3 separate regions of the Mus musculus genome follow, and all the other regions are linked to region 3. The links are chromatin loops, found by intact Hi-C in ENCODE. Cell type or tissue: left cerebral cortex. All regions are shown on one strand. Links, peaks and the distances in the headings refer to the core of each region. The heading gives the core; the rest is flanking DNA. Region 1 has its middle 160 kb from the start of 4930548K13Rik. Region 2 has its middle 62 kb from the start of Fhl5. Region 3 holds the start of Ndufaf4 (NADH:ubiquinone oxidoreductase complex assembly factor 4).

Region 1 (11,178 bases), core at 1,707-9,706, 1.6 Mb after region 3:
TTCTTCTCCATCTTCTTTGATATTCCCTTAGCTTTAGCTGTAAGAGTAATGTTATAGCGGTATCAGTTGATTCTGAGCATCCTATAGCTGGTTGTCTATATTTTGAACAGTTTTGATTTTTGGAATGATCTTCATTTCCAGAAAACAATAACATGATTGATAAAATGTAAGAGAGTGTTCAATGCAGAGATCTACAACTCCTATGTTACATTTTTTTTTCTTAGGTGCTTCAATTTTAATGGAGAAAGGATTTATTATGGCTCACATTTCCAGGATACAGTTCATTGTTGCAGGGAAGTCCCGGCAGGAGGAGTTTGAGACAGCTTATCACATTGCATCTATACTCAAGATGGAAGATGCCATTGGACAGGCAAACTTTATATGCCCCAGTACAGGGGAACGCCAGGGCCAAAAAATGGGAATGGGTGGGTAGGGGAGTGGGGTGGGGAGGTGTGGGGGGACTTTTGGGATAGCATTGGAAATGTAATTGAGGAAAATACGTAATAAAAAAATAAATGGGAAATTTATAGCTTACTTTTGTGACACCAGTAGGAGGGCAAAATATGATGTAATAGTCTGAGAGTATGATGGCCGGTAAGGATGCAAGATGAGTTTAGAGATTAAAACAAAACATAGATAACAAAAAGTGAACAGTTATGATACAATAAACTCTGTGTAAGCAGTGAAAGGTTAGAATAGAAAGATTAAACAAAAAATTTTCATGCATGCTCCACGATGAGTTAGTTTGATATATTTCTCTAGGTATCAACTCTGCATCATATAGAGATTTGCTCAAAATGCAATCCTCTATTATTACCACAATAGTACTTTGTCAAGAATTAATGAAATCCTAAATCTCTCCTTCAAAACCAAAAGTGTAAATAATTTCATGTTAAAATTCTACATTCTAGAATGTATTCTCTCTATAAAGTAGTTTCATTTCCTTTCCAAGCTATGTATGTTTAAGCCACTGAAAATAGATCAGAGCTCTAGAAGACTGTGGGGTTTTTCCTTCTTCTTCTTTTTCTCCCCTCCCCCCCTTTTTTTAACCTGGTAGCTCTTGTACAAAAACAAGCAGCATTGTTAAACCAATGACACTATTGTGGACTTGAATTGTACACCTTTCAAATTTAGTTACTGTACTCCAAATTTGCAATGCTATTGCCTATGGATATAGTGATTTAATGAGGTAATTAAGAGAGTAAGCATGAAGCTCTATTAAAATAGCAACATTATAAATGGAGTAAAAGGTAATATAAGCCTTCCTTTCTCTTCACAAAATGAATTGGCAAAGTGAAAATCTACCAAGGACATCAAAGTCCACAAGGTGCTGGCAGTAGCCTAACTGGAGGCCTCCAAGCACTTTACCTTACACAAATTGGCATCCTGGAATCAAAGAAAATAACTTTTGGGATTTATGTCATCAAACTTGTAACATTTTATTATGGAATTCTAAGTATAATTGTAACATTTCAAGAGACATATTCATAGTAAGAAAGATCATTTCTGGTTTTGGAACATTTATAGAAAATTGATCTATAACAATGAAATCCTGATTTTGAGCTGTTTATCATCAAAATTTTAGTTTTACATCTTCAGATCTATTTACAAATGTCATGTATTATTAGTTGACTTTTTGAGTAACTGATTGAGGCCAAAGAACTAGTTTCTTCCTTTTGCTTTTGTTTGATTTGCCAACATCCTTTACCAAAAAAGATTGGTTTTCCCTTATTAATATTAAAAGTACCTTTGTCAAAAACAATTTGACCTTAATTAAGAGTTTATTTTCAGTCTCTTGATTGTGTATCATGGTATATTGGTCTATATATCTTCATTGATGTCACTAGTGTGTTTTAGTTACTATAGTTTTTAACTATACTTTTGAGTCAGGAAATATGAGTCCTGCTGTGTTGTTCTTACTCAAGATGAGTTTGAACAGTTATAAAGTTTGTGTTTTTACATAAAATATATGCTTATATACTTCTTTTTGTTTGTTTTATTGTTTGTTTGTTTCCTGGTTGTCCTGGAACTCACTCTATAGACCAGGCTGGCGTCAAACTCAGAAGTCCTCCTGCCTCTGCCTCCTAAGTTCTGGGATTAAAGGCATGCGACACCACTGCCCAGCTACTTATATGTTTTTTATTTAAATAATAGGATTACAATTTGATAGGGACTGTGTTTATTCTATGCATAATTTTCAGTGGGATGGATATTTATTTTAATCTATGAGTTGAAGATTTTTCGATTTTATAGATGTTCTTTATAATATCTTCATTAACTATTAAAGAGCTTTGATGGCAGATGTTTACTTCTTTTTCATTTCCTGACTGCTTTCTCAATGACTTCTAGTAGTTCATTTTATTAGATGAAAGTAACATCAATGCAGTCTTACATACAGAATGCTAGAGAAATAAGATATTTAACTTTTCCCTGTCGAGTGAAACATTAGCTTAAAGCCTATTTAAAAAGTTTCTATTCTGTGGTTTTAATCACTTATTTGGTTGATAGGTTCTATTATGTTTAATGATTTCCATGTCAGGCCACCTTTGCAACTTGAGATAAATACCACTTGATATTGAACAATATTTATAATAGTCCATTGGATTCACTTTACAATTTTGTTGAATATTTTTATATGTACATTGTCAAAATTATTAACCAATTATTTTTGTTGCTCTGTTCTCTGATTTTAGTACCAGAGAATGTTGACCTCATAGAATTTTTAAAACGTTATTATTTTTAGATCCCACTGAAACATTTTAATTATGTATCTCTTAGAGTAATGATATATTAGTTAGTGTTATTTTTAAAAAGAGACCAATATGATGTGTGTTGTGTATGTATATATTATGCATGTGTATAGATATAAATTATATATATGATTTATTATAGAACTTGAGTGTTTTTGTTATAAAGTCTGGAAAGTCCAATAACATATCTCCTTTAAATTGAATACTTAAAAATTTGGCAGCACACAGGACCAAGAACCTGCTCAGATATTTGCATGACAGAGGAAAATAGATATGCCAGCTTAAGAATACTAGGCGCTCACCCTAGCCTCACATTGATTTAATTCACATCCTTCCAAAAGTTCATAATGCGCATTAGAGTTCTCACTCACCTCCTGAAAGCCAATGTATTCACATTGCTTATATTCTACAAAGTGCATTATACTTCTATGCAATATGCATCTATGATATGTACTCACTCCACTTGAAGGTCCACATGATTTCAATGAATAACAAAGATACTTAAGTTTCTTCCCTCATACTTAGGATTGATGTTCTGACAAATTTAAAAGTATCTTTTATTCACCTGACTAAATTGTCATCTCAGGCTTACTAATGAATAAACTCAGCCCTTTTAGTTCCTTCTGATCTCTGGCTGCCTGGTTCAACTCAGCCTAGCTCAAACACTACTCTCCAAGATGACTGATTTATTCTGGCTTCTACCAACTTCTCACTTAATTGATCATCTCAGTCTCAAATTAATTCTGGCAATTGGCTATAATCTTCTGGCTCATTCTCATTGTCTGGCTCATTCTGTCTTTGCAGCCCTGCATTTAACTACACAAACTCATGAATGAAGAAAACTCCACTGCACTGACTAACCTCATGTGAACTTCAGTCTGAAGGGGCCTCTAACAATACATTCCTTTCAAAAACGACTGCCTCCTTTTAGTAAAACCTAAATAGTTTGTAATTAAAAGCATGTACTCAGGGCATGTCAATATTCCAGACAGATCATACTGTAATCCAGGGTGTGTCTACATTTCAGCAGGACTACATAGATGTAGAAGGTCTTTGAATGTCAGCTGCTGCCAGAACAGCAATGTTGCTAGATTAAAATTCCTGTACATACAAACTGCAAAGTTCAACATTTCTCTTTATTTCGGAATCATGATAGCGTGATTAATTATCTAATTTTTACACATTATCTCCTCAGAGATCATATGGAACTGAACTGATTCCATAAACAAATGAGACTATTGAAAGACTGTATTTCTGTTATCTCTAAAATTCAGAGTTGGTGTGTAAGTTTTATCATATTATGGCTTACACATTTAAGAATACAACATTTCTGAAAAATAAAATAAAAAATAAGCTGGATACACTGTTATTTTTAACATACATAGTAAGGTTATTAAAATAAGATTTAATTATAATTTTTCAAGTACTCTGATTATTATTTACATAGCAATTCAAGGCATGGTGGATAACATATTCTGTTCCTGTTACTGCATTGCACCTACATTCTTTTTGATGGAAGTAAGGCATCCTCAGCAACCACATTCTCGTTAAACACAGGACTTCACGTAAGTTTCCTACTCATAAATTTGATCAAATATTGTGACTCTCTATGAAAGGCTTTAGCTTTATTGTATAATGTCATATTCTTAAATTCATTTTTATTATTAGTGTTTTTGAACATGTACTGATTTTTCTCTAATGCATTACATCCTGACAGCAATTTTGCTTCCTTTAACTTCCCATTGCCTCCCCTCCCCTTTCCCCAGATCTACTCTTCTGTTTCTTTTCAGGAAGGAGAAGGCCTCCCAGGGTTTCAACAGAACATGGCATAGCAAGTTACAGTAAGACTATGCACAAACCCTGAAATCAAGTCTGCATGAGGCAATCCAGTAGGAGGAAAAGTTTGCAAGAACAGGCAAAAGAGTCAGAAACATTACCACTGGTAGGAGTCCCTTAAGAAGACCAAGCTACACAACCAAAATATATATGCAGAGGACAAAACACAGTCCAATGTAGGCTTTAGTCTTTATCAGCCCCTGTGAGCCCATCTTAGTTGATTCTGTGGGTTGTGTTCTTCTGGTACCTTTGACCCTTCTGGCACCTACAATGCTTCCTCCTCACGTTCCATGGGGTGGGTTCCTGGAATTCTGCCAATGATTAGCTGTTGGTTTCTGTATCTGCTCCAGTTAGTTGCTGGACAAAGTCTCTCTGATAACTATTATATGAGTGATCTATGGGTGTAGTAGAATCTCATTGGGAGTCATTTCATTGACTTAGCTTGTTCTTGGGTTTTGTTTGTTTGTTTGTTTGTTTGTTTGTTTGATTTTTTCCTAGTCATGTTTGGTTCTATCCTCGGTTGTAGGATTTTTAAAGTTATAACTTTCACAATTGTTGGATTCGCATACTCATGTTTTTCAGATTATTTTTAAACATACATCATGACATCGTAATTTTTTGAAAAAAAAATATATATATGTAGGAAGATATTCTTAAAAAGCATTTTGCAAAAGTTTGTGCTGCCTGCTTAAAATGCTAATTGTTCTGTTTGCTGCTCTTCCCTCCTTTTCTTCCTCATATACTTTTCTATAAATGGGTAGTGTGTTGATTTGCATGTATTCCACACATCTTATTATATACAACATTTTAAACCACAGAAAACAAAACTTACTTCTTCAAAACCTATAGGGTTTGTGGAGAGTCATTAGAATGCCAAAAACTCTCAGTAGAATTAGAATAAGTACACAAGTTCCTGTGCATCTGGTTTAGCATTGTGTACTCCTTGCTGACTCCTACTGCAACAAATTACCTCTATTTCTAGGGGCTGGATATAATTGAAAGTTAGATTTGAAGATTAGGAGTCCACAGTAGCTCTTAGGAGGCAGCAAAGGAAATGCCAGTGGAGTGTTTCCCTCTAGAATCTTTAGGAATATGTTTCAGTGTTTGGTGGGGTTCTGCTACTTCCTCTTCATTCAGAAAGCCAAGAGTGGAGCATCATTTTCTGTTTCCCAAGTCTCTTCTGTTCATAGATTTCTTTTTTTAATTTTTGTACTATAGAGAGTGACACTGCCCATGCTCCGAATGTTTCAGAGTTCTGGAATATGTCTATGTTTTACCTTGCAATCACACTTAATAAGAAACAAATTAAATTAGTGATTAATTTACATTTAAATAGCCACAACCAAACTGTACCAAACATAATTTTATGAGAATGTTTGATCGTACATAATTTATGTCTGAAAATAATTCTAATTTGGCAAGTTCTTCAACTAGAGGAAATTAAGTAATATATTTTATATGTATCATGCCATTTGTGTACATGTTTTTATAGGTTAACTAATTTTATACTTGAGTCTATCTTATTTCTTATTTCTCTTTAAAAAAAAAAAAGTGTAAGTTATGCTGGGGCTAGATGTGTACCATCAAGCATTTGAAACTATTCACTGTAAGTATTTTGAGCCTGTGCTATTACAATGAACTTGGAAGTGACTCTTCTTTCATTACAAGGGAATGACTGCCCTCTAGTGGTTTCTAGATTTTGGTAAATACAAGGAACGCAATGTTATTTTCAATTTACTCAAAAATTGTAAATTAAAGAGAAAAATTTCTAATTATTCTAAATATTAGAATAAAGCACACATACTACTCTGAAATATATCCAAAAATATCTCCACTATAAATAACATTAACTTTTTTATTAGTAAACCTGGAATATTTATTAATCCTCAAACTGAAAATGCTAGGTTTCACTTCTTGTATCATTTGTTAGTACACTCTACTAATATAGAGATTGATTATTGAAAGGTGATTATCTACTCTGGCCTAAGTTAGGTCAAATTCATTTCAAACATGTTAACTTAGCCGGGTGTGGTGGCTCACGCCTTTAATCCCAGCACTTGGGAGGCAGAGGCAGGCGGATTTCTGAGTTCGAGGACAGCCTGGTCTACAAAGTGAGTTCCAGGACAGCCAGGGCTATACAGAGAAACTCTGTCTCGAAAAAAAAAAAACAAAAAACAAAACAAACAAACAAAAAAACCCAAACATGTTAACTTGATTAAGTCTATTTTATGTTTTATTTTTTCATAAACCAGCAGGTTTGATATTTTAAATTGCTTCCAAAATGATGAAATATAACATGGAGATAATTTTATGAGTGGACATAAATAATTAGAAAGTGTCACTTTAGCCTGAGTGTGGTGGCTTGCTCCTATCCTACCAACAGAATAATTGCAAGTTTAAAGTCAACTGTGCTGTAACAAATAAAATAATACACATTTTAAAATAAATGAATACAATAATTTTGATTTTAGTTTATTTTGTTCAACTTATATTAACAGTGTTATTTTCTATGAAGAGGAGGTGAATTTGAACTTAAATTTAAATTTTAATTCATAAGGTAATTTCAAAAGTGTTTGAAAAAACCATCTCATCCAATGATGTTTAAAAAGTAAGATGAAATTGTGAGAATTTATGATATTTTTATTGTCTTACACTGTATGGGCTCAGTATATTTGAAAAAACTATATGAATGGGATTTTTACAAACTTTTAAGTATTTTTCTTAATCATATACACAAAATATATTGAAAGGAATAGTAATCTTACAATAATTATGTCTGTTATTAAATATTTACCCAATATTTACCTTTTTAACAAGGATGAGAACCTCTAAACATTGTAACCTTGGAATTTTCTACTCTGCTTGCAGACTGCACCCCAGTCAGAAAAGATTTCTGTAATTCAACTGCTCAGAGTCTCCATCCACTACAAGCTACTATTTACTGCTTTTGATTCTGTTGGTAGGGACACTCAAGAATCTGGGTTTCTTCTTATGAACAGATGCTCTATTCTTCTTGCAGAAAATGTTGCAATTCAGAAAAGCCGATCATACAGCAATAGGTTGTCTTCATCTGCTGAGTCTTTCCTCCTTTGCTGTGCAGAAGTTTCTAAATTTCATGCAATCCCATTCATGAGTCATTGGAATTATTTCTGGTTTTGAAAACAAATCAAAACAAAAACAAAACAAAGCAAAGCAAATAAAGCATGCCTACACCTATAATTTGAAGTATGTTAAGTTCTAAAATTTTCATGTCTTTTGTTTAAAAATCTTTGATCCAAAGCCCCCCGCCCCCCGTGCCTCACCCCCAGAAACTGAATATTTCCATTCATTCTCTTAGCTCTCTGGACTTCTCTCCTGTTTCCCACCCCATACACAATCCCGCCCCAATTTTCCCCTCCTGCTCTCCTCTTCCACAAGTTTGTCCCTGCTTCTGCCTCACATGATTATTTTGTTCCCCCTCCTAAGTGGGATTCTCACTTGGGTCTTCCTTCTAATTAATCTTAATGGTGTGTGGGTTGTATCCTAGGTAGTCTCTACTTTTTGGTTAATATCCACTTATCAGTGAGTAATTAGCATGCATGTCCTTTTGTATCTGGGTTACCTCCTCAGGATGATATTTTCTAGTTCTATCCATTTGCTTGCAAAATTTATAATGCTTTCATTTTTAATAGCTGAAGAGTATTTCATTGTGTAAATGAACCACACTTTCTGTATCCATTCTTTCAGTTGAGAGACATTTGGGTTGTTTCCAGCTTCTGGCGATTGTGAATACAGCTATTATGAACATAGTGGAGCTGGTGTCCTGGTGGTATGCTTTCGGTATGGAGCTTCTTTTGGGTATATGCCCAGGAGTGGTATAGCTGGGTCTTCAGATAGAACTATTTCCAATTTTCTGAGGAATTGCCAGATTGATTTCCACTTAGAGACTCCCAGTATTCCATGGGGATGACCTTATCATAAATGCCCAATGGTGAAGAAAGAGAACCTGACTAGACCACCTCCAGTAGAGAGACAGGGTCCCAATTTGAGTGATGAGGTTACCAATCCACCAGCAAAATTTCTGACTCAAAATTTTTCTTATCAAAAAGGAATGCAGAGACAAAAAATGGAGCAGAGACTGGAGGAAAAGTTGTTCAGTGACCAGCCCTACTTGAAATCCATCCCATGTGTGGTCACCAAACCTTGACACTATTACTGATGTCATGTTGTGATTATAAACAGGAGCCTAGCATGGCTATTCTGAGAGGCCCTACCAGCTGCTCTCTGAGAAATAATCAGATACTTACAGCCAACCATTGGAGTGGAGACCTCTATGGAAGAGTAAAGGGAAGGATTGAAGTAGCTGAAGAGGATGCAACCCCAAAGGAAGACCAATAGTGTGAACTAATCCGGACCCCTAGGAGCTCCCAGAGGCTGAACCACCAAACAAAGAGCATATACAGGTTGGTGTGATGCTCTTGTACATATGTAGAAGAGGACTGCCTTGCCTGGCCTCAGTTGGAGAGGATGTTTCTAATGTAGAGATTTGAGGCACCAGGGAAGGGCACCTGGGGCATGGGCGAGCACCCTCTCAAAGGAAAAGGGGAGGGGGGATTGGGGTGAGAAACTGCCAGGGAGGACTGGGACAGGTGCAATGTCTAGAAGGTAAATAAGTAAAATAATCAATTAAAAAAATCTTTGATCTATTCTGAACTGAGTTTTTATATATAGTGGAAGATAAAAGTTTATTATTTGTAGATGATATGATTTTATACATTAAACACTACATCAGAAAGCTTCTCCAGCTTATAAATACCATCATCAAATAGCAGGATACAAAAAAAACACCCACAGAATTCAACATCTTCCCTATATACAAGGGACAAATATACTGAAAAAAAATCAGGAAGATATTACCTTTTACAAGAGTCTAAAATATACCTTGTGATAACTGTAAAACTCTAAGACTTTAAGGTGAAAACTTAAAGAAGACATCAGAAGGTGAAAAGATCACCCATGATTACGGAAAAACAGGATAAATATTGCAAAATGGTCATTCTACCCAAAACAATTTATGGATTCTTTGCAATCCTCACCATAATTCTAACACACTTCTTACAGAATTTGGAAAAACAGTTTTATATTTCATATATGTGTTTCAATTAAAATAACCGCAGAGGTTGGGTAGCTGGTAAGGGACCAGGACATGGACTATTTTCAAAGGTAGAGGAAATTAAATATGGTGTTATAATACTATTGAAGAGGAAAGTAGACTTGAACGATTAATTTGGGAGTATGATTAAAGGGCAGGATAAAGGAGGATATATGTGAAAGAGAAAAGAACACAAAAGTCCTTTTGAAAAGACAAATGAAAACCCTGAATGCTAGTCGGTAGGATTGAGAGGTAGTTTGCATGGTACCAGAATATAGCAGTTCCCAACTGCACACTCAAATTGTCCTGGAGGCAGCAGTGACTGGTGGCTGCTGCTGTGCACATCGCATGTTCTTTGCTACATGCCCCAGTGTTCTTGCTTCCTGAATGAAAGACACACACACACACACACACACACACACACACAGAGCCATTTATTTTAATATGCCTTAAACAGCTCAATGGTTGGGGCACTCCCAAACCTCCATGCGGATAACACACTCCCCTCCAATATTTCTGAGTTACTAAACTCTATATTCATATTCCACTTTTGTCATGCTAGATGCAGTGGCAGTGGGGGTGCTTTTATGTGTTGGCTGTTTCTCTGTCCTACACTTCTCAAGCCTGGTTTTCATTCCTTTCCTGGCATGCATTTTCTCCAAAGTTCCTTTAACTCATTCTCAAAAATTAAGTGATTATCACTGTCAAGGATTAATTTAGGCTCTTACTTCTACTTTTTGTTTTTGTTTACAGATCTGTCTTGTACGGATCCACACTATGTTCTTAATATGCCATTGTAATATAATTGGACATACTGCCAATGATGCTGTCTGCTGATTGCTTTAGCTTTACAAAGTCTTGTGTTTTTTTTTGTTATATTTTTAGGATTTGTAAGTATGATTATGTGAAGAATGCATTTTTGATTTGGATGTGATTATACTTGTAACTTTGTAGACTGATTTCAGTGAAATTGCTGTTTTTACAATATTTGTTTTTCTTATCCACAAGCCTGAGAAACATTCTATCTTCTAGAGTCTTCCTTAATTTCTTTCCTTGGTGCCTCAGTAAAGTCAGTGGTGTAGTCTTTCATTCATACTTTGACTAAGTTTCTTCCTAGGTAATGCACTTTATTTATTATTTATTTATTGAAGTTATTGTTATATGAAGTAAGTAAATATAGGAAAGTTTAAAAGGTAGCAGGCAATAATAGAATGAGATTCAGTTGATCTCAAGGGTGACAGCAGGCTTTATTGGGTGGAGTGGTGGCACTCCACAAGTCTCTGAGCAGTTTTGTAGTTGAGAATAGGGAGTGGGAAGGGCATGGCTTCAGAGATGTAGAAAAATGCTTTCCTGGACAGACAGCTTTTTAAAACTCCAGGGAAAGAGATAAGACAGTTTACCCATTTTACAGACTTCATATTTCAGAGCATGTGGTGAGCATTAGAGTCTTTTCCAGAACTT
Region 2 (11,178 bases), core at 1,597-9,596, 280 kb after region 3:
AGTTGCTCAAATCCAGGGCAGCTGGGCACCATGTCTCCAAGCTCCAGGCCATGGAACATTTCCATCATCAGTGACAGCAGCCCCAAGACTCATTTGGCATGACCTGTCTGCTTGCAGTCTGCTGGCTGAGATGACATGGTGAAGGGTGTATACTCTGTTCCACCATCTTTCAACTTTGTGAACCCACTTTTAAAGCGTCTTCCCATACTTTTTATTTTTCTTAGTTGTTCTGCAGCTATTGTGGGCTCTGCAAACTCCCTTTTCACCATGGCTTCTTGGGTCTCTGTACTCCTTGGAGGTGCTGGCAGCCACCGACATCTTCATTTTGTACTTTCTGCTCATTCTAAGGTCTTCTACCCTAGACAGTGATTCTTGTTATGTTTACATTTGTGCAATATTTCTCATGATCTCCATGTTAGTTACTTTTGTATCACTGGCACGGACAAACACAATATAATTAAAGGAGGAAGGATTTATTTTGGATCATGGTTCAGATGTCTTCAGCCCCTCCTAATAGGGAAGGCACAATGGTTGGATCAGGTCAATGGCATTGGGAGCTTGCACCTCATTCATGCCTCAGTGGATTAGGGAGTAAAAGTCAGAGGGAGAAGTAGTTCCAGGTTACAAGTGCTAAGAGCTTGCTTTCCTAAATGTACTCCTTCCAAGTACTGCCACCAGCTTATAGTCAAACACATGAGCCTGTAAGTGATATTTCTACATAACAGGACACTCTCTCAGGAAAATTTCATTGCTGTTTATAGCTCTAGAAGCAGTGGACACTGGGAGAGTAGAGCCAATAAATGAGTTGGAGTTTCATGCAATAGCCAACTTTATTCAGAGCACCAAACAATGGGTACTCTGAGGGTTAAGCAGGGTCAAATGAGCAAAGTGTACAATCACAAGGGCAAGCAGCACACACAGCAAAAACATGCTTTGTCGGGGTCCTAGGAGAAGCTGCATGCGGTGGGCAAGCCACATGTGGCAAAACCATATTTTTCCATAGAGGCATATAAACAAAAATAGCCATTTGTAATAAATAATCTGAAGTAAACTCACTCCTATCCACCATACCTGAGAGGGGCATAAAAACATAGTCCAAGGACAAGACTGTGATTTTAAAGAAGCTGAGGTCATAAGACTTTTGTCTTGTTTTCTCACAAGTACTCAGAATTCTACCCTCATGGCTCCATACTTGGACAGTGTTCCAACACATTGCTTTGTATATTTTTTATTACTTTCCTATTACTTAAAACTTAGAAGACTGAGAAAAGTGATATTTAGAAATCATGTTCCATGTTCCTGTCCTGGTTGGTTTTGTCTATTTGTTTGTCAACCTGTCACAAGTTGGAGTTATCTAGTCAGCAAAGAGAACACAACTGAGAAAATGTCTCCAGAAGACTGGCCTGTAGGCAGGCCTGCTTGTGTGCTTATATTTTATTTATCATTTTCTTCCAAAGTTTTTAAGTACATTTTTGCATTTTTCATTAAAAATTTGACTGTCTATTTGAATAACAATTGAGTCCTTTTCAAGAATCGTTCTTATTTGTCCTAAATATAACTGCATTTATTTTTCCCCAAGTAAGAGTATTCTTTTTCAATTATAAAATCAGAAACATCAGTATCAATACCTCATCATTATCAAATCTATGTATGTCTAACAATTTTTTAAAGTTAATGTCTTTTACTTATCAATTGTGAATATTCCATGGCATGTAGATGAAAATCAGAGGACAACTTGTGGAGTTGGTTCTGTCTTTCTATGACGGTGGTCTGGAGGATCAGATCTCAGGTCATCAGACTTGTGACTTTTGACCATGAGCCAGTCTACATATTCAAATAGAATGGCTGTTTTAGAAATGTCTTTTGTCATCATATTTTCTCCAGCCCAGGACTATTCCAAGATCATGGATTGTCTTGTTCCTTAATCTAAAGTCACTCATTCATCTAACTACTCTTCCTGTCCTTCCTCCCTGGACACCTTAGTTTTGCTTTGTCATTAGTGATCTTGACATTACAGAAGTGCATGTTGGATTTTTGACACAATAGCCCCCAATTTGAGTCACTCAGACTTGTTAGATAATCCTTTTCTGAATCAATTATTAGCATGATATCGTGAAATGCTAACTTTCTCTTTTCTTTTGCAGCTAATAATAATTCATTGTAAAGAAGAATTTATGCCCCATTTTGTTTGTCTGTAGTATTAGGTGTTTATATCACTTCGGGCTGGTGGATTTTATTATACTTAATAGGATAGATATTTTCATATATTATCATTGTTAATTTTGATTTCAAATTGCTCCCTGTAGTTGAGATTTTAAAGAGTATTGCCAGTGTTTTGTTATCCACTTGAGTCATGCAACCTGTACATAAAATGTTCTCACAGGTGAAAAACAAACAAAATAAACTGAATGCTCACAGCAAGGAAAAGGACTATTGACTACATAAAAGTCAAATCATGAAACCAGTAATTTTGAAGATTAATGGGTATATTGTAATTAGATACAACTTATCAAATGTATATACTACTGTTTGTTTTGTGTTGGTATACTGTCATGTTTAGTAATTCTGGGGTATGCACATTCGCTTCATCTTATTGTGAATTTTCTATTTACTCTGTTTAAAGATTCTCTTGACCCCAGAGAACAGCCCAGGGTGGTGTCAGAAGAATAAATATTTACGTAAAATTATTTGGTCAGGAACAAATCATCACGCAAAAAGTGAGTTCTTTTTATTTTAAAAATAAGCCAATCACTTCTGTGTCCATTGATGACTAGTTTCAAGTTAGAAGTAATTGATTTTTTAATGACAATTGTTGACTAAACACTTGTCAATGCTAAATGTAGCATTAGATTCATGGAAGCTGACTGATGAAAAGACTTGAAATCTCATGATAGGGCAGTCATATCTTCATCCTCTGCCCTACTTAGAATTGAGAAGGAGAGAGAGAGAGAGAGAGAGAGAGAGAGAGAGAGAGAGAGAGAGAGAGAGAGAGAATATAAGATAAACACCTTTCCTAGCTATTCTTAATTAATTTAACCTTCTGTTAATGATATTTGAGACTGCTTGGAAAGAGAAGGGCTAATTATTCCAAATAGACATGAGAGACCTTTTTAAACCATAGAAATGTCCTAAATGTTAGTTTTGTTGGTAGCTGTAAAACTGAACAGATTTCAGCACTAAAAAATACAGTACATTTTGAAAGGATACATAGATTTTAATATATTTAAATTATAGCTTTCTTTTAATTTATTAAGCAGACCACAAAACAAAGTACCAACTAACTGAACATTGTTCAAAGGAAATGAACAAGAAATTCATAGAATAGGAAGGCAAATAGCTAAAAAAAAATATGTACTGATGTTCTCTAGGGCCAAATAATTCAATATTGAATTGACAAACAAAATTTTAAAATGTGTATATATTTCTTTAAATGTAATACAATAGTGTTGTCTTCCTTTAAAGATTTCTTTAAACTAAAGTATTGACAGATTAATACTGTGATTATATGTTTGCTTCAAAATAAATCAAGTGTGAGGAAAAGGAATACGTAGAGATATAAATAAAAAAATTAACTTGGATTTAATTGTTGAACTTGTCAAATAGCTTTTAAATACTTATTGTTTATACTTATTGTATATATTATATACTTTTGCATATGTTAAAACAGCATCATGTCGTGGTCACCCTTAGAAGTATGTAGTTTATTTGAACATTATTATCTTCACAATTACATCACCCAAAAGTTAGGGAGTCTGAACTTTCCTCACTGGTTCCCTTTGCCCCATTCATCTTTAGGAGCCACCTTGGCAAAAAGCCATAATGACTTTAAGGTAGGTCTGCATGCAAAGTTGTCTAATGGGCTGAGGGCCCACACTCCCTCCAGCTACCTTAAGGAAATCCTTCTGCCTACATCCAGAGACCCCAACAGATACCTGGAAAGAAGTGAGACTCTAAAGAGGAGATGAGAGTATAGTTAGCATTTAGGTTCTATGTCTAAGAGCTCTAGAGTCAAATTTATACTCATAAAAGACTGTAAGATTAATTTAATTGGGAAGTTAATTAATGGAAAAAATTTAGTGTGTGCATTGTATACTTTATGTTTTTTCTTCAAAATACCAGCCAAGGCTTGCTGAGTTGAAACACAGTTTAATCCTGGGGTGTAGGTATAGTTTTAGAGTTCGTCTACCCTAGGATATATTATGTTTTTTCAACCATTCTATCAGATATAGAATAAGGCAGGGATGTGTGTGTGTATGTGCACCTGTGTGTGTGCGCACGTGTGTGTTTGTGTGTATGTTTGTGTAGAAAGACATAGCTAGATACAGTTCTTTAACTAGTCAGCAATTTATCAGCAAATTATTTATAACATTCTCCAACATCCCATGTACCTGTGAGGGGCACCGAGGAAAACTATGAAGCATTCCTTTCAGCTTTCACAGTAGAGTATAACCAAATTCATATTTGTAAGAGATCCAGAATGGAAGCAGCATTTACATTTGTTGCATTTACAGTAGTAGACACAAGGTTAGGTGCTATTCAGAGCATTAGTGCTATCTTATTAGTCTATTCCTCCCAGTTTATAGTTGAGGGCTAGAGACAGGGTTCACTAGCACATGATCTGCCTACCATAGATGAAGTTACAGGTTTGATCCCTAGCACCAAAAAATAAAATAAAATAAAATAAAATAAAATAAAATAAAAATTCCACACTAAGTCAAAATAAAATCAGCTTCCATGAACTTGGCTTGGGAGCCGGCTGTCATGAGAATTCAGTGGCTTGAGATAAATCCGGACCCTGACCAAGGGTTTCCCATTTCTGTGTCTCCAGCATCATGAAGGATGCTGTGCTCTGCCCAGCCCTTCTCCTAGGAACCTACAGCTGCTCTGCAAGGCGAAGCTGTGCATTAGTAGCAGGCAGAAAGAGAAGTCAGACATTTTCACAGCAATAAACTTCTCTTTCCCAGCTAAAAACTAGTGGTTTGCTTAAAATATGTCATTTGTTGATAGGGCAAGTGTTGCTAGCAACAGATGGAAAGCAATTTGCATACTACTGGGATTTAGATCCCAGACTGTGGCTTGTTCAGTAACAGCGCCCTGGGTGACAACAATTTTCTGCCATCTAGTGGATAATTCAGAGAATAAACTGTAACTTTACCAAATCCTGAGACTGGAAGGACTTGTGTTAGTAAAACAACAACTTCACCACAAACTTAGTTTCAAATGGATTTTTCCAATAAAAAAAAAAAACATGAAATTTTAGCATTTTACTGTTTCTCTTAATGCAGCTAATAATTACACTCCTAAAACATACAGACCTCATTTCTGAATGTTTAGTGAAATGTGTGTGATATGAGTAAATATGTTTATATTTAGCTTTTAACTTTTTTCTTTCCCATCTTGGAAGTAGTAATGTCCAGAGAAAACAGGAACAGATCTTGGCCTTCTCCCTCTGACTTAAAATGTTGACTTTGCCTGAATGGAACTGTGGGGACATAGAGAATAAATGCTACCTCTTTGCGCTTCTATTTCTCTCTCTAATAATGACAGTGTGCACCTCCTAGAATTGCTGGGGTGACTTAGCCATTGCCAAACACTTAGTTTTCAGTGCCATTGTTTCTACCAATATTGTTAACGGGTGAACTTTCACTCCCCCAGTAAAAGATTAGAAGTGATCTTTCCTTGTGACAGGAGCCAGCTTACATATATATATATAACAACAATTAATGAAACAAGAGGTCACAAATCTGAAAGAGAGTAAGGAATGATATATGGCAGGGTGAGGTGTGAAGAAAAAAAAGGGAGAAAATGATGGAATCTTATAATATCAAAAATAGAATTAAAAATTAGAAACAAAACCAATAAAAACCTGGCCAGCAGCATGTACAATACCCTATAGAACACAATGGTGGTATGCATACCTTGGTTCTAACAGCTCCAATTGACTTAAGGTCTGTTCGACAAGATGGAAATTACTTCTGGTACTGGAAACCCAGGCAACTACCCAAGGCTAGTGAAGTCATAGATATTGGAAAATCTTACCATACTTTAATAAAAGAGCATAATCCCTAACTACATTGCAAATATTTATCTTTATTCTTTATATGATGGTGGTAGAATAGTCATATACTTCATTCTCAAGAGTGTTTATTCCAGTGTGGAAAATACTAAGAGGACAGTAGAGAGGACAGATTTTGGAAGTGAGATAATGGAGATAGCGGGGAGGCAGCAAGGCAAGACTGGTCCATGATCTGATTCAAAAGCATTGTCAGGGAAGGATTATATGTGGGAAGTAAAGACAAGTGTATTTTACAGATGAACACTCCATTCTGGAGGTCTGAATCTGAGACCAAGATAAACTTACTTATGCCTTTATGCCTATTTATATCAGGTATACATAGAGGGGAGGTTAGGTGATGATTGCATATACAGACGATAATTCATAGAGAACTTAAAGTATTATTCTCCATTGGGATCACAAATAAAAGGTTATCATTTCAGTTTTAAATTTGAGAATCAAAGAAGTTGTTAACTTTGACACTACTGTCCTTTCACAGTAGCAATGACTTTATTTTGCCAGTTAGAAACATGCTTGTGGTGAGGGATATAAAGATTTTGTGAAAAAACCCCGGTGGGGGCTGAAAATATCAGTATGTGGTCTGTTTTATTTCTTGTAGTCTTAAGATTTGTGGACTTGGGTTTATCTTCTTCCGACGTTTCATGTTGAACTTACTGTAGAAATATTTGGCAGCAGAAATGCTGAGAAGGTAGTAACTTTGTAAAGTAATCAGCCCCTTACTTTCTGGAATTCAAGCTAAAGTAACTATGTGAATAATCTGATTGTACACATTAAGGACATCAGGATGGGAGACACGGCAGCGTCAGGAACAGGTGAAGTCTACAGAGTAGGAATGAGAGGAAGGTCCTACCAGTGAATGCAGTGAATAATCAAACTTATGATGTTCACATCACTGTCTTAGTTATGGTTTTAACTGTTGTCAACAGACACCATGACCAAGGCAACTCATACAGAACAGCATTAAATTTGGACTGGCTTACAGGTTCAGAGGTTCAGTCTATTATCAAGGCAGGAAAATGGCAGCATGCAGGTAGACATGGGGCTGGAATAGCTTATAGTTCTACCTCTTATTCTGAAGGAAGCTAGGAGAATACTGGCTTACAGGCAACTAGGATGAGGGTCTTTTTTTTTTTTTTGTCTTCATTATCATTTTAATGAATATATAACTTAGTATACAGATGTACTATATCCATACTTCTTTTTTCATAAGAACAGAATATTTTCCAACTTACCACTTTATAATATAAACAGTTCATGAGTTCACATTATTTTTATATTATTTTGTTTTTTTTTTTTTAATTAGGTATTTAGCTCATTTACATTTCCAATGCTATACCAAAAGTCCCCCTTACCCACCCACCCCCACTCCCCTACCCACCCACTCCCCCCATTTGGCCCTGGCGTTCCCCTGTACCGGGGCACACAAAGTCTGCGTGTCCAATGGGCCTCTCTTTCCAGTGATGGCCGACTAGGCCATCTTTTGATACATATGCAGCTAGAGTCAAGAGCTCAGGGGTACTGGTTAGTTCATAATGTTGTTCCACCTATAGGGTTGAAGATCCCTTTAGCTCCTTGGGTACTTTCTCTAGCTCCTCCATTGGGAGCCCTGTGATCCATCCATTAGCTGACTGTGAGCATCCACTTCTGTGTTTGCTAGGCCCCGGCATAGTCTCACAAGAGACAGCTACATCTGGGTCCTTTCAGTAAAATCTTGCTAGTGTATGCAATGGTGTCAGCATTTGGAAGCTGATTATGGGGTGGATCCCTGGATGTGGCAGTCTCTACATGGTCCATCCTTTCATCTCAGCTCCATACTTTGTTTCTATAACTCCTTCCATGGGTGTTTTGTTCCCACTTCTAAGGAGGGGCATAGTGTCCACACTTCAGTCTTCATTTTTCTTGAGTTTCATGTGTTTAGGAAATTGTATCTTATATCGTGGGTATCCTAGGTTTTGGGCTAGTATCCACTTATCAGTGAGTACATATTGTGTGAGTTCCTTTGTGATTGTGTTACCTCACTCAGGATGATGCTCTCCAGGTCCATCCATTTGGCTAGGAATTTCATAAATTCATTCTTTTTAATAGCTGAGTAGTACTCCATTGTGTAGATGTACCACATTTTCTGTATCCATTCCTCTGTTGAGGGGCATCTGGGTTCTTTCCAGTTTCTGGCTATTATAAATAAGGCTGCTATGAACATAGTGGAGCATGTGTCCTTCTTACCAGTTGGGGCTTCTTCTGGATATATGCCCAGGAGAGGTATTGCTGGATCCTCCGGTAGTACTATGTCCAATTTTCTGAGGAACCGCCAGACTGATTTCCAGAGTGGTTGTACAAGCCTGCAATCCCACCAACAATGGAGGAGTGTTCCTCTTTCTCCACATCCTCGCCAGCATCTGCTGTCACCTGAATTTTTGATCTTAGCCATTCTCACTGGTGTGAGGTGGAATCTCAGGGTTGTTTTGATTTGCATTTCCCTGATGATTAAGGATGTTGAACATTTTTTCAGGTGCTTCTCTGCCATTCGGTATTCCTCAGGTGAGAATTCTTTGTTCAGTTCTGAGCCCCATTTTTAAGGGGGTTATTTGATTTTCTGAGGTCCACCTTCTTGAGTTCTTTATATATGTTGGATATTAGTCCCCTATCTGATTTAGGATAGGTAAAGATCCTTTCCCAGTCTGTTGGTGGTCTTTTTGTCTTATAGACAGTGTCTTTTGCCTTGCAGAAACTTTGGAGTTTCATTAGGTCCCATTTGTCAATTCTCGATCTTACAGCACAAGCCATTGCTGTTCTGTTCAGGAATTTTTCCCCTGTGCCCATATCTTCAAGGCTTTTCCCCACTTTCTCCTCTATAAGTTTCAGTGTCTCTGGTTTTATGTGAAGTTCCTTGATCCACTTAGATTTGACCTTAGTACAAGGAGATAAGTATGGATCGATTCGCATTCTTCTACATGATAACAACCAGTTGTGCCAGCACCAATTGTTGAAAATGCTGTCTTTCTTCCACTGGATGGTTTTGGCTCCCTTGTCGAAGATCAAGTGACCATAGGTGTGTGGGTTCATTTCTGGGTCTTCAATTCTATTCCATTGGTCCACTTGTCTGTCTCTATACCAGTACCATGCAGTTTTTATCACAATTGCTCTGTAGTAAAGCTTTAGGTCAGGCATGGTGATTCCACCAGAGGTTCTTTTATCCTTGAGAAGAGTTTTTGCTATCCTCGGTTTTTTGTTATTCCAGATGAATTTGCAAATTGCTCCTTCTAATTCGTTGAAGAATTGAGTTGGAATTTTAATGGGGATTGCATTGAATCTGTAGATTGCTTTTGGCAAGATAGCCATTTTTACAATGTTGGTCCTGCCAATCCATGAGCATGGGAGATCTTTCCATCTTCTGAGATCTTCTTTAATTTCTTTCTTCAGGGACTTGAAGTTTTTATCATATAGATCTTTCACTTCCTTCGTTAGAGTCACGCCGAGATATTTTATATTATTTGTGGCTATTGAGAAGGGTGTTGTTTCCCTAATTTCTTTCTCAGCCTGTTTATTCTTTGTGTAGAGAAAGGCCATTGACTTGTTTGAGTTAATTTTATATCCAGCTACTTCACCGAAGCTGTTTATCAGGTTTAGGAGTTCTCTGTTGGAATTTTTAGGGTCACTTATATATACTATCATATCATCTGCAAAAAGTGATATTTTGACTTCCTCTTTTCCAATTTGTATCCCCTTGATCTCTTTTTGTTGTCGAATTGCTCTGGCTAATACTTCAAGTACTATGTTGAAAAGGTAGGGAGAAAGTGGGCAGCCTTGTCTAGTCCCTGATTTTAGTGGGATTGCTTCCAGCTTCTCTCCATTTACTTTGATGTTGGCTACTGGTTTGCTGTAGATTGCTTTTATCATGTTTAGGTATTGGCCTTGAATTCCTGATCTTTCCAGAACTTTTATCATGAATGGGTGTTGGATCTTGTCAAATGCTTTTTCTGCATCTAACGAGATGATCATGTGGTTTTTGTCTTTGAGTTTGTTTATATAATGGATTACATTGATGGATTTTCGTATATTAAACCATCCCTGCATCCCTGGAATAAAACCTACTTGGTCAGGATGGATGATTGCTTTAATGTGTTCTTGGATTCGGTTAGCGAGAATTTTATTAAGAATTTTTGCATCGATGTTCATAAGAGAAATTGGTCTGAAGTTCTCTATCTTTGTTGGATCTTTCTGTGGTTTAGGTATCAGAGTAATAGTGGCTTCATAAAATGAGTTGGGTAGAATACCTTCTACTTCTATCTTGTGAAAAAGTTTGTGCAGAACTGGAGTTAGATCTTCTTTGAAGGTCTGATAGAACTCTGCACTAAACCCGTCTGGTCCTGGGCTTTTTTTGGCTGGGAGACTATTAATAACTGCTTCTATTTCTTTAGGGGATATGGGACTGTTTAGAAGGTCAACTTGATCCTGATTCAACTTTGGTACCTGGTATCTGTCCAGAAATTTGTCCATTTCGTCCAGGTTTTCCAGTTTTGTTGAGTATAGCCTTTTGTAAAAGGATCTGATGGTGTTTTGGATTTCTTCAGGATCTGTTGTTATGTCTCCCTTTTCATTTCTGATTTTGTTAATTAGGATTTTGTCCCTGTGCCCTTTAGTGAGTGTAGCTAAGGGTTTATCTATCTTGTTGATTTTCTCAAAGAACCAACTCCTCGTTTGGTTAATTCTTTGAATAGTTCTTCTTGTTTCCACTTGGTTGATTTCACCCCTGAGTTTGATTATTTCCTGCCGTCTACTCCTCTTGGGTGAATTTGCTTCCTTTTTTTCTAGAGCTTTTAGATGTGTTGTCAAGCTGCTAGTATGTGCTCTCTCCCGTTTTTTCTTGAAGGCACTCATAGCTATGAGTTTCCCTCTTAGAAATGCTTTCATTGTGTCCCAAAGGTTTGGGTACGTTGTGGCTTCATTTTCATTAAACTCTAAAAAGTCTTTAATTTCTTTCTTTATTCCTTCCTTGACCAAGGTATCATTGAGAAGAGTGTTGTTCAGTTTCCATGTGAATGTTGGCTTTCTGTTATTTATTTTGTTATTGAAGATCAGCCTTAGTGCATGGTGATCTGATA
Region 3 (11,178 bases), core at 1,656-9,655:
TTCTGCCTAGATTCCTTTTCTTTCAGCTTCAAGATGTCTCCCAGGCTTGAATCCAGACATGAGAGCTGCAGGCCGGTAAATTTCAAAACAGAGTAGCATTCTGTCATGCATTCTGTTTACTGTTCTGACCAGGTTTATTGTGATATAGAGCAAGAAAAAGAACAAAACTATATTTCTAACTATGATTTTGATGCAGAACAGAATGAGTCTAATGTTGCAAACAATGTTTGGAGAGATAAGAGTGTGTATGGCTCTTGCAGAGTTTGGATCCCAGCACATTGAGTGGCTTAAAACTGCTTGTACCTTCTTCTCCAGTGGACAAGACACCATCTTTTGGCCTTTGCAGGCACCTGCATTCACACATACTTAGCCCCACAAAGACATATACACAACTAATTTAAAAATATATTTTTTAAATTGCAGTAATCTGAGAGTATATATATGTATGTATAAAATCATTAAACAGAAACAGTTACATTGTAGAAATTCTACACTGGAGCAATAGAAAAGATGCCCGGAGGGCAAGGTCCCCATCAAAGGCCCCGTCTTCTCAAAATACAAATTCCTTTGAAAGGTGAGAGACTGAGCTAATGCTAATGAAAGTATTTCCTACTGAAAACCATTGGTTTTCCTAGGATTAACATGTGGAGGGTCATACAACTGTGATCCAAGGGGACAGGCTAAAGGTAGACTTGGCAGTATCATTTATGTACTGCTTTTCATGGGAAGAAGAATGTGAAATCGATAGTTATTTTGGCCCTCACCACACCGAGGTTTCACACAGCCTCAGAGGCCAAGCAGTATGTGACAGGGGTAGAGCCTTTATAAAGAAGTCCCATGAGGCCAATGCAGGAAGTTGTGAAGGTAGAGTCTATGCTACAATGGAGCATCCAAAATGCTAAAGATGCCAGTACTGTGTGAGTGTGCCTCAGGTAGAGGGGTGGTGCTACCTGAGCCCTTTAGAGCATAGATGATTCCATCACAGGCCCCAGATGCCAAACATGGAGCTGCAGGATTTGGTGCTTGCCCTGTTCGAGTTTCAGCCTTGCTTTGGTGCACTCCTTCCTTGCTCCCATCACTCCCATTTGTAATGGAGCTGCTTATTCTGTGACACATATAGTGAGAGTGTGTAACTGGTGTTTTGATGTTCTAGGGGCTCATAGTTAAAAGACTACTTGAGTTTCAGAAGAGACCCTGCATTTGTATAATTTGAGGGATTGTTAAAGACTTTGGGGGCTTTTGAAATTGGACTACATACATTGTATGAGATAGCCATGAGCCTATGAGGACAATAGATAGACTGTTGTGACTTAAAAGTGGCGTGTTATGATGTCAAATTGATCATGAGTAGACGTGGGATGGCTCTTGGCTGTCAACTTGAGAGAATTTACAATCACCAAAGAGACAAGCCTCTGGGCTCCCTATCTTGATAGGGTTTCTTGCAATGGGAAATGTGAGTGACATTATTTCATGGGTTTGGAGCGTGACAAGACGAGCACCAGGGTTTTTTTTTTTTTTTTTTTTTTTTTTTTTTTTTTTTTTTCTGTTTCCTGAATGCAGAGGCAAAGTGACTAGGTGTCTCACTTTTGCTACCATGCTTTCTCTGCCTTGATAGTCTGTATAGCCTTGGACTGTAAACCAAAACAAATAGCCCTTTTAGCAGCTGCTATTATTAGGTAACCTTGCCACAATAAGTATATTTGGTAAGCCCATTAATTTATGGCTCTTTTGTTCTGGCTTATGAAAAGTTTACATACCCACTCCCACACTAGATCATATCATTTAGGACAACCTGAATCTATATTCTCAAGCTATGGTCATTCATATTTGGCTCATAATATATTTCTTTTGAGCAGAGATCTGTGTTTCTTTTCACTGTGATTTATAAGGTTCACAGTTCCTTAGTTTGAACACTAGATCTACAAAAAGACTAATGCCTTTTGTCTTGAAGTCTGGGTGCCTCTGATTCCAGTTGCAAGTTTCACAAACAAGTAACTCCATGTCACTATAAAACTAGCCAAACCTACAACCTCAGAAATAATGTGAATTGGGCTCTTACAAATCCATTGACTCCTGTACTGTAGTGCAGATTTTAGAGAGATTCTCCCTCAACATCAATATCCCACAAAGATATTTCTGAGACCCACGAACATCTGCAACTTGCTCACTATAACGCCTTTAGCGTATGTCTTGAACTTGAGTCACCTACTTCCTGAGTGTAAGTTCTAAAATGCCTTGTAGGACACTGAAGTGTGTTCTGTACAGGGAGGAGTGTGTAATGGTGAGTAGAGGCAGAGAGGAGAACTGAGGAGGGTAAGTATTGTGTGCCTGACACTTCTTCGGAAGACGTGAATAAATGTCTACTAACTGGAGCTAGGGAACCAATGAATGGATAAAGTATATAATTCCACCAGAGTCCAACTTGGGAAGCCAGTGAATTTTGGGGGGAGGGTTACTCACTGGAATACATTAGAGGAACGGGATGACTAGTAAGGAGCCATTTCACTAACCAGCCTGCTGCGATCTGGGTAACAGCTCACTGAGACAGCAATTCTGGAGCTCTTTGTCTGACGGGCAGGCAGCTCCTCACCTCTAATCCTCCTCTCCCTAGCACTATTCAGTGGCCTTCTTTAACATGTAGCCTTCAGCTTTCCCAGATTTGTAAGCTCTGTTGACTTCCTGAGTCTCATAAGCATCCCTCCTGCTTTAGGAGGGAAGGTTCAACCAGGAGGAAATTGCTACACAATGGTGAGGGAAGCTTGCAGGTTCTACCTGATGGTGACTATTACTGCTGCGAGTGCGAGGCAAAGGCAGATGGCATTCTAGACCCTTGTTATAATGCCTATTGATGTTCCAGCCTTCCCAGGTTCAACAACACCATCACATGGAAAGAGCATGCTAGTCAATGATTGAAACTGATCTTGGCATAAACACCCACTTTGTCCTGGCACCATTTGGGCATACAGCACGAAACAAAACAAAGGAAAATGTCTCTTCTCAAAAACTAGCATTTTACTGTTTTGGTGATATTTGGAGTTCATCACTATCATTCATTATCAGCTATCAACCTTACTTCAGTTTGGCTGAGAGAAAAGCAGACTTCTGACTTCCCTTGAGGGTCTGCCTTCAATCCTCAGGCAGAAGCCAGAAAGAAAATCTTAAGTTCAGACCTTCTGCTACATTGTATGTCTTGACAAGAAGAGCTGAAATTATGGATTTATGGTCCAGGATTTTGTTTCCATTCTGATTACCAAAGTAAGATAGCCAAAGGTGGGTTCTGCTGGAGCCTCTCTGCCTTGTTTTGGTCTTTAAGGGTCTGAGTAACCCCAGGCCAAGGCTAGATAAAACAATAGGCTCACCTGCCACTGTCTCTTCCAGTGTCAAATCCAAGCTTTCCTGCGTGTAGAAATTCACAGATCTTTAATTTTGTACTATCTGCTGTCCTGGACTCACTCGAAACTCTTGTGTAAGGTTACTTTCATGTAGCCCTAAGTTTGGTGGAATCACATGAAAATTTAAAATACTTTAGCAGGCAGTGAGTGGAATTGCTACTATAATTCTTAAAGCACAGAACAGACTTAATGAGGCCAAGGAACATTTCTTGATGTCCAGAGAAATTGGTTTTAAAAAAAAGGCACCCAGTTATGAACTTGTTTAAAAAGCTCTCAGATGGAAATCTTGGAGCAGACTGCCACCTTCAGGATAACTAACAAATTAACTCACTGAACACGGTTTTAGCTTCTACATAACCCATCTCCAGAGACAGGTTTCATAAGCAACAGTGAGAACTTTACCCCTCTAGTGTTTTCTCTATTATGAAACAGTTTAATTAGTAATAGTCCTTAAAAAAATGAAAACCCCTCCCCCTAATTTTTTTCTTTAAGTTGGTTAGACACAACTAATCTATTCACCTAACCAACCAGGCTAAAATCTTTAATAGATTTCACAACCACAGTCTGGGAAAAATATTAATTCGAAAACTTATTTTCTTGCTGGTGGGCTTTAAAAACTATGGGCCAATCACATTGAATACTTTCGGAAACGTAAAAGAAGGAAGAGACAAAGGGTGGGTGGAAGAGAAGGGGAAAGGAAGATAGAATGTGTACCGTAGATTTTTTTTTTCTTTTTCCAAATACAGCGTTAAGTTACACCAGGGTTTGCCAAGATTACAGAGACTCGAGAGGCAGTAGAGCTGAGAAATGGGGCTGAGAAGAGCACGGTGATTCAGCGCTAATGGAGGAGTATGTCAAGTTAGTACTACTTATGAGAGAAGGGGAAGGAAAGCCTAAAACTCATAGCACTAGGGACAAAGTGGCAGGAAAATGGTATGTCAAGATAGTGAAAGAGTTAAAACAAACAAACAAAACCAACACAAAATTGGCTCAGAAAGCTCCAGGCAAGGGACAGGAAAATAAGGGCTGTTAGAATGGAATTGCGGCTGAGAACAAATATTCTCAATTTCTCAAAAGCATGGGCAGGTAAATTCAGAACCTTGACCCTGCGCTCTGCCCTCTGAAGAGGTTGGAAGATCTCCGCTCCACACTGGCTACTCGGGATTTTGCAACCGTGGGATCACAGCAGCTCATCCTTAAAGACTCCGGAGTCGCCGGCCGGCGTCCCTGACAACGCCCAGATGTCTGCGCATGCGCCTGTGCGGAAGGGTGGGCGGGGCGGAGTCCAGGGTGCGTCCTCCCGGCCACCAGGGGGCGACGAGCGCGTCCTCGGCGTTTTACCGGTGCCTGGCCCCTGGTGTGCGCATGCTCCGTGCGTACAGAGGTCACCGGTGCCGGTGGCTTCTACACGTGCGTAGTGAACTAAGGGCATCATGATTTAGAGATGGGGGCTCGCGTGACCCGCGCCTTAAGGAACTTCAACGTGGAGAAGCGAGCGGAGCGAGAGATCAGCAAGAGGAAGCCCTCCATGGCACCCAAGCACCCTTCTACCCGCGACCTCCTGCAGGAGCACCGGAGTCGTGAGTGCAGTCCCTCCCAGGCCTCCGGTGACATTGAGGTCGTCCCCGCGCGGGCCCCGGGTGGTGGCGGCTGGAAGGAATCCCGGAGCCCAAGGCAGCCCGCGCTCTCTCCCGGCGTCTGCGCAGGCTGCACGCAGACTCTCGTCCAAGTGTTTGCCCCAAGATGTCCAGATGATTTTTTTTTTTAATATTGTACATGTTTACGAGTTTAGAGATTTTTTTCCTTAAAAAAAAAAAAAAAAGATACTATGGCTTATTTTCTTTCCTTAGAGTATCCAGAAATCGAAGAAGTTGTTTCTAAAAAAGATAACAAGCTGCTGTCATTGCTAAGAGATGTATATGTCGATTCCAAAGATCCGGTGCCTGCCTTGCCGGTAATGTATACGTTAATTAAGTTGGCAGTTTATTTTGGAGGTCTGAGAAAGTGATCAAGAAAAAGAGGGCAACGAGTGAAAGTGCAAAGTGTGTGTGTGTGTGTGTGTGTGTGTGTGTGTGTGTGTGTAGAGGGGAGCAGTCAGTGTAGAGCACAGACAGCTAGACACAGGCAGGCCTGGACCCCCTTCGATACTTAGGGTATACTTAGGGTATACTTAGGGTATACTTAGGGTATACCGAAAGACCTGTGAAGGGATTGATTGGATGGACCTGTGTGAATTGTTTATTGCAGAAGTTGTAGGGTTGGGTTACGGCATTTTTTAGTGGTTTTCTGAGTGACCAGTATGACTTTGAGAGCTATTTCATATTCTGTAAATTAAGATGCTCTTAATGACAACCTCAGTGTTTGGGGGTTTGGAGTGGGGGCACGTTCATAGTTTTGAGGATGTGTCCCAACAGGATATGTAATATTATATGTAAGTTAATATAGCATGCTGGAATGATGGGTATGTCTCCTGTGTCAGGTGTAAGTGTTGTGTGTAGTGATTAAAACAGTAATTACTCTCTGAGGCCCATGGTACGTTGCGGACCACAGACCATTCCGTGGATGAGCAGCTGTACAACTATAATGTAATTACGGGCTGGGGAAGATGAAAGGCTGCTTCTGAGGAAGTGACATTTAACCCTGGGCCTGGAGTGCAAATTGAAGTTGCAGCCTGGAAGGCAAAGAATTAGATTAAATGAAGAGGAAGTACCAGCCACAGCCCTCAAAGTTTTTTTTGTTTTTTGTTTTCATTACAAAACTTTTTTGTATTATCTAATACTGAGCAAAAGACTGCAATTACAGCTACTTCTATAATATTCATAATTTAATAGTGACAGTAGGATTTAGTTAGTACCAGATTTTCACACAATAAAGATACATTGATTGTTGGCCATAGTGTATTATTTTTAAGCTCAGCAATACTTGGAAGGAGGGTTTCCCATTTATGCTAAGTATGAGGTGCATGTGAGTGTGTGTGTGTGTGTGTGTGTGTGTGTGTGTGTGATTTTTGTGTAAAGATACTTATTTGATATTATACTTGGTATTTAGTCTGTTGAAGTGACCAGTTTAACCTCTTCAAATAGGTGCCAGTCACCTAACTATAATTTATTTACTAATTTTCTGACTTCTGTTTATAGACTTATTGGTTGTTTGGTTTTTGTTTCATCTTTTTCTTTTTCTTTTTCTTTTTCTTTTTCTTTTTCTTTTTCTTTTTTTTTTTTTTCCAAGATAGGGTTTCTCTGTGTAGCTCTGGCTGTCCTGGAACTCACTCTGTAGACCAGGTGTTTTTTGTTTCTTACCACTAGACCCATACTATCTCAATAAAGTGGTATGACACATCCTGGTGACTGTTATAACCTAAAAAAGCTTCATATCTTCTCAAATCACTTCCTTCTAAATGAACTTGGGAATCAGATTTTTAGTGTCTTTAGTAAGCCTTGTTTAGATTTGATGATAATTAGATTGTATTCACAGTTTAACTAAAGAGAGGTAAAGATCTTCTAATTTTTTTAGAAGGTCTTTGAGGAAGGAAGAAAGATGTTATTATTAAGTAGAAATTTTCTTCCCCTCATTTTAATGCACAGGAAAATAATTGATTTTTATTTTCTAGCTATTGACATAACTAGTTAACATATCTGCTAGGAAGTAGTTTTTCAGTTTTTTTGTTTTCTTAATATTTTATATTTATGTGGAATTTGTAAATTTTTTCTGCCTTTCCACTAAATGAAAAGAGGATGTTAAATTTTATTCATCTTGATGTCAAGTGGAAAAGCCAGATCTGTATGTATGGAGGGAAAGGCAGATGTACCTGGGTTTGGAAGATGAGAGACACTTTGAGATTTAGGAAGTGGAAGAGGAAAAGAGTGAGTGCCTGAGACTCAAGTGGGAACAAGAAGGTGGAGTGAGTGAGTGTGGGAGACTGCTTAGGTACGGTATGCAACAAGGGGAGACTGAAGGGGACTTGGGGTAATGGCTGCATCATGAAGAACATGCCAAGAAACTTTAGATTTATCAGAAGGGCTTTGGGGAGTCATTGAAAAAAAGGCGGGGGGCGGGGAGAGAAATACCTTGATATTGGCCTAGAAGTAGTATAGGCAGGAATAGCTGGAAATGAAGAGAAAGGGAATCCTTGGCACGGCTTAGGTAGTAAGCACAGAGACTGAGGTTAAGCTCAGGTGGGTACTCACGAGATCCACCTGCCTGTGGATGCTTATGCACAGACCGAGTCTCAAAATCTGTACGTAAGTGAATGTGTGTGCACCCTTGCACGTGCGTGCATGTGTGCATGCATGGGCTACCTTTTGCTGTGATAACACTGACCAGAAGCGTCTTACACATCTAGGTAATAGTTTATCAGTGAGGGAAGGCTGGAAGACAGTTCTCAAGTAAGCTGTTAACAGCGCCGTTAGAGTGCTGCTCATTCGAAACAGGTGTAATGCGTATCTAATCAGTTCTCATTCTTCTCATATACAAGTTGAGGTTTCTTTAACTTAGCTTCTTAGGACCTGATCTCATTTTGGAATATATGTATGTATATTATGAAGCATCTTTGTGGGAGGATCCAAATTTAATTATGAAGTTTGCTTTTATTTCATATACAACTCAAGCTTGAAGGCAGGTTGATGAGTCATTCTTAGTGTACCTACATTTTGACTGCTGATCATCACAGGAAGTTAGATGTGGCACTTTCTACTTGGGACATGATGGTGGAGTTCAGAAGTTTTGGATTTTAGAGCACTTTGGGTCTCACATTTTTGGGTCAGTAATGCTCAGTGGCTATAATTTCATGGTGTGCATGCAGTTGCAATTTTATAGAGGCTTTCTAGCGAGCTATAGTTAGGAAAAGAGTGGTACAGTGCAAAATCAAAGTTTGAGGAGGTATATATGTGTTTATTTGAAAAGAAATGGTTTAGACTTAAGAGTTGTGGAAGATGTAAATATTTTATCCTAAACCCTTTTCTTTGGTACTAGGTAAAAGTTGAACCACGACAAGAACCAAAGGAATTCAGACTGCCGATAGGAAATCACTTTGATAAGAATATCACGGACATTCCCAAAGGCAAGATTACTGTTGTAGAGGCATTGACCCTTCTCAATAACCATAAACTCTCTCCAGAAACATGGACTGCTGAGAAAATCGCTCAAGAGTACTATTTAGAACTGAAGGATGTAAATTCCCTTCTCAAATATTTTGTTACTTTTGAAGTCAAAATCTTACCTCCAGAAGACAGGAAAGCAATACAATCAAAATGAAGAAAATCACGAAACAACTTCCCCTGTATGTGTTCCCAAGCTCCGCGCCCTTGTTTTGCGTGTATTAAATTATACAAGTTCCTGTGAGTTGAGGGCCATAACGTTTGAAAGCTCTTTGACCTCCTCAGGATTGTTCATATAATTTTTTAAAAATTTATGTATGTGTAGTTCCTGGGTATATGTTAGCTGTATTGATCATGTGGCCCAAATGAGTCAATATTAAATTCCACTTTCTAGTTTAAGTTGGTTTGTTCTTTGTAGTAGACACTGAAAGCAAGAGTCCTCCTGACTCCTATAAGACTGGCATTGTGTTAGGGACAGATAATCAGCAGGGAAACACAGTGACTATATTTCCCAAGTGAAGAAAGAGAGAAAACTGAGTGAAAAGAAAGAAAAATACATATTACTACTCTAGAGATGAAAAATCCATGAGGATCTTTTTAATGTTTTAAATTTGTTTTAAATATTAAATAATTTTATAGAAGAATTAGTGGTATCTGACATGCTGGCTGTCTCTCTTTTGACAAATAGAAATAGGTAACTTGAAAAGGTTTCTAAGAGCGAGGCAATACTTAAAGATTATTTGAACAAATAGCTTCTTTAATTTAGAAGTGAGAGAAGTATGAAAGAACAGCTAAAAATAAGAGAATCCAATTTGATAACCAAACATTCATACCTGTTTTTATTTTAGGAGGAAAAATAACCAGTAGAAGTATAGAATAAATCCCTGAAGGGACCTAGAAAGTTACCAATTCATTCACTTAAGCTCTGGAATGTTACATTCCAGTAATAGAATCTCAGATAAGGTGAGATGAGTTTGGCTCATTCTGGCATGTTATACTTGTGGGTTCTTGCCCATATTGTTTGACCTCTCTGAAATTGAATTTCTATAAAAGTATACCTGCCTTATATAAATTCCAGGACAACAATGAAGATAAATGACAAAAGACCAGGCAAATACAAAGTCTTGTAGTTAAAATGGGTGTCTACAAAACACACAACAGAGTTACCTGTAGTTTATGATGCAAGGAAGCCAGAATTTAGGTTCTCGAAATCCTAGTAGTATTTTTACTTATTCTGTAAAATGAAATACATTTCAAAAGGACAGAATGGAGTTGGGGTAACTGGGCTCGTCCATATTCTTTCACGGGAACAGACAGACATACTTGCCTCGAGATTCCACGGGAAAAGATGTGGAAGATGAGAAGAATCCAGCGATGATGGAGGGAGGCAGATGGAACAGCAAAGATGGGAGGTGACTGGAGAGTTTGTCAGCTTCTTCATATCTAGTTCCAGTGAAGAAACTATCCCTACTTATATGTGATTCAATACAGAAGTTTAAGGGAACCTACTAATTCCAATCATTGCTGATTATGGTGGAAAGTGCCGTCAAAACCATCCTCCATTAATTCAAAATGAATATGTGAATCAGCAGTACTGACTCAGGTTTCCTGGGTGGCTAGCAGATGTAAATATGGTTTCTTAACTGGTATCACACAATAAAATCCTTCCATTTTGCACATTAGCCCACTTTTCTGGTTTTTTCTTTCATGTAGAACACCAATTGTAACGTCACACAAGGTGCATGAAATTTACATTTGGAAAAGCGGAGTTTAGATGTCGGTTCCTTAACTAGCTGTGTCTGACTTGTCTACAACTAAAGTGCAGTTTATATACTGGACACTAACCTAGGTGCCTTACATGTCTTAGCTTTGTTAGCATTGTGGTAACAAGCGTGAAGTTAAGAATGCTTTCCTGGGAAAGTTGCAGCCCGGGAAACTTCAGTAACTACAAAGATTAGTGGATACTGAAGAGTAAATAGAATATTTTGTACTGACTACTACACTGGATTGCCTGTATGGGAGTTGTAAGAATTATGTGAATTGATACACGGGTTACCTGAGCACAAAGGGCCAAAACTTCTCAAATGTCTGCTTCTGTAAGTCCTTTGTAGAGCTCTGGGCTAATAGATGACTAAACGCTCTCTGCTATGAGAGACTGGATAGCAAGATTAAAATCCCTGAATAAATGGATTCTAGATCAAAGATGCTCTAAAACTGACCAGTGACTGGTATTGGGGTCTCACATTTATTTTGAAAAGTGAGGAATGGGAAACTGAATTTGAAGGAATGGAATTGAATAAGGAGGAGAGGAGAAAAAAACTAGATTTGGCTTTTGTAAAAATGAGAGCTGAGAGAGCTGTTCATGAAGAAGCCTGCAGCAGAAGAGTGGGTGGTTTGGGTAAAGTTCTACTCTAAAGAGATAGGCTATCCAAACTTAGGCATACCAGCAAAACCAACCACTTAGTGTCAAGACACACATAGATACACTCAGGTAAGCTCACCCAACCACAAAGACTGTCTCAAAGCCATTTGATATAACATCTTAGCTTTACCTTTTACTTTTGGAGTGGGTTGGTGTTTGAGGTAATATCTTACTGTGTAGGCCAAGCTGTCCTCAAACTCTTTAACCCAGCTGCAGCACCCCTCCCCCCCCATCCCCCAGTGCTGTCCTTAGCTCCAGTATGTTATCA

What was found. A loop is a pair of places that touch in the nucleus more often than their neighbours do. Peaks named below come from ENCODE experiments on the same cell type or tissue, not always from the same donor. Only the 100,000 strongest peaks of a DNase experiment are listed, where the experiment ranks them.
Region 1: it touches region 3 in a loop (5-fold over the local background); 7 of 42 quality-filtered maps call a loop at or near these places.
Region 2: it touches region 3 in a loop (4-fold over the local background); 10 of 42 quality-filtered maps call a loop at or near these places.

The regions. Positions count from the first base shown.
Region 1 is chr4:26,537,798-26,548,975 of GRCm38, forward strand. No RefSeq gene overlaps it. Among named protein-coding and RNA genes, the nearest start is that of 4930548K13Rik, 160 kb to the right of the region's middle. In left cerebral cortex, for the core only: a CTCF peak has its summit at 6,280 (motif pointing left); a DNase peak (open chromatin) is centred at 6,252.
Region 2 is chr4:25,174,953-25,186,130 of GRCm38, forward strand. No RefSeq gene overlaps it. Among named protein-coding and RNA genes, the nearest start is that of Fhl5, 62 kb to the right of the region's middle. In left cerebral cortex, for the core only: a CTCF peak has its summit at 5,121 (motif pointing left); a DNase peak (open chromatin) is centred at 5,034.
Region 3 is chr4:24,893,331-24,904,508 of GRCm38, forward strand. Ndufaf4 (NADH:ubiquinone oxidoreductase complex assembly factor 4) reads left to right here and starts at 4,753. Exons shown (of 3, transcript NM_026742.4): 1 at 4,753-4,972; 2 at 5,243-5,346; 3 at 8,364-11,178. The coding sequence starts at 4,837. The coding sequence ends at 8,645. Gm46848 (a long non-coding RNA gene) reads right to left here and starts at 4,792. Exons shown (of 3, transcript XR_001784261.2): 1 at 3,360-4,792. In left cerebral cortex, for the core only: CTCF peaks have their summits at 3,712 (motif pointing left) and 4,712 (motif pointing right); DNase peaks (open chromatin) are centred at 3,691, 4,239 and 4,705; H3K4me3 peaks cover 2,313 bases; H3K27ac peaks cover 967 bases.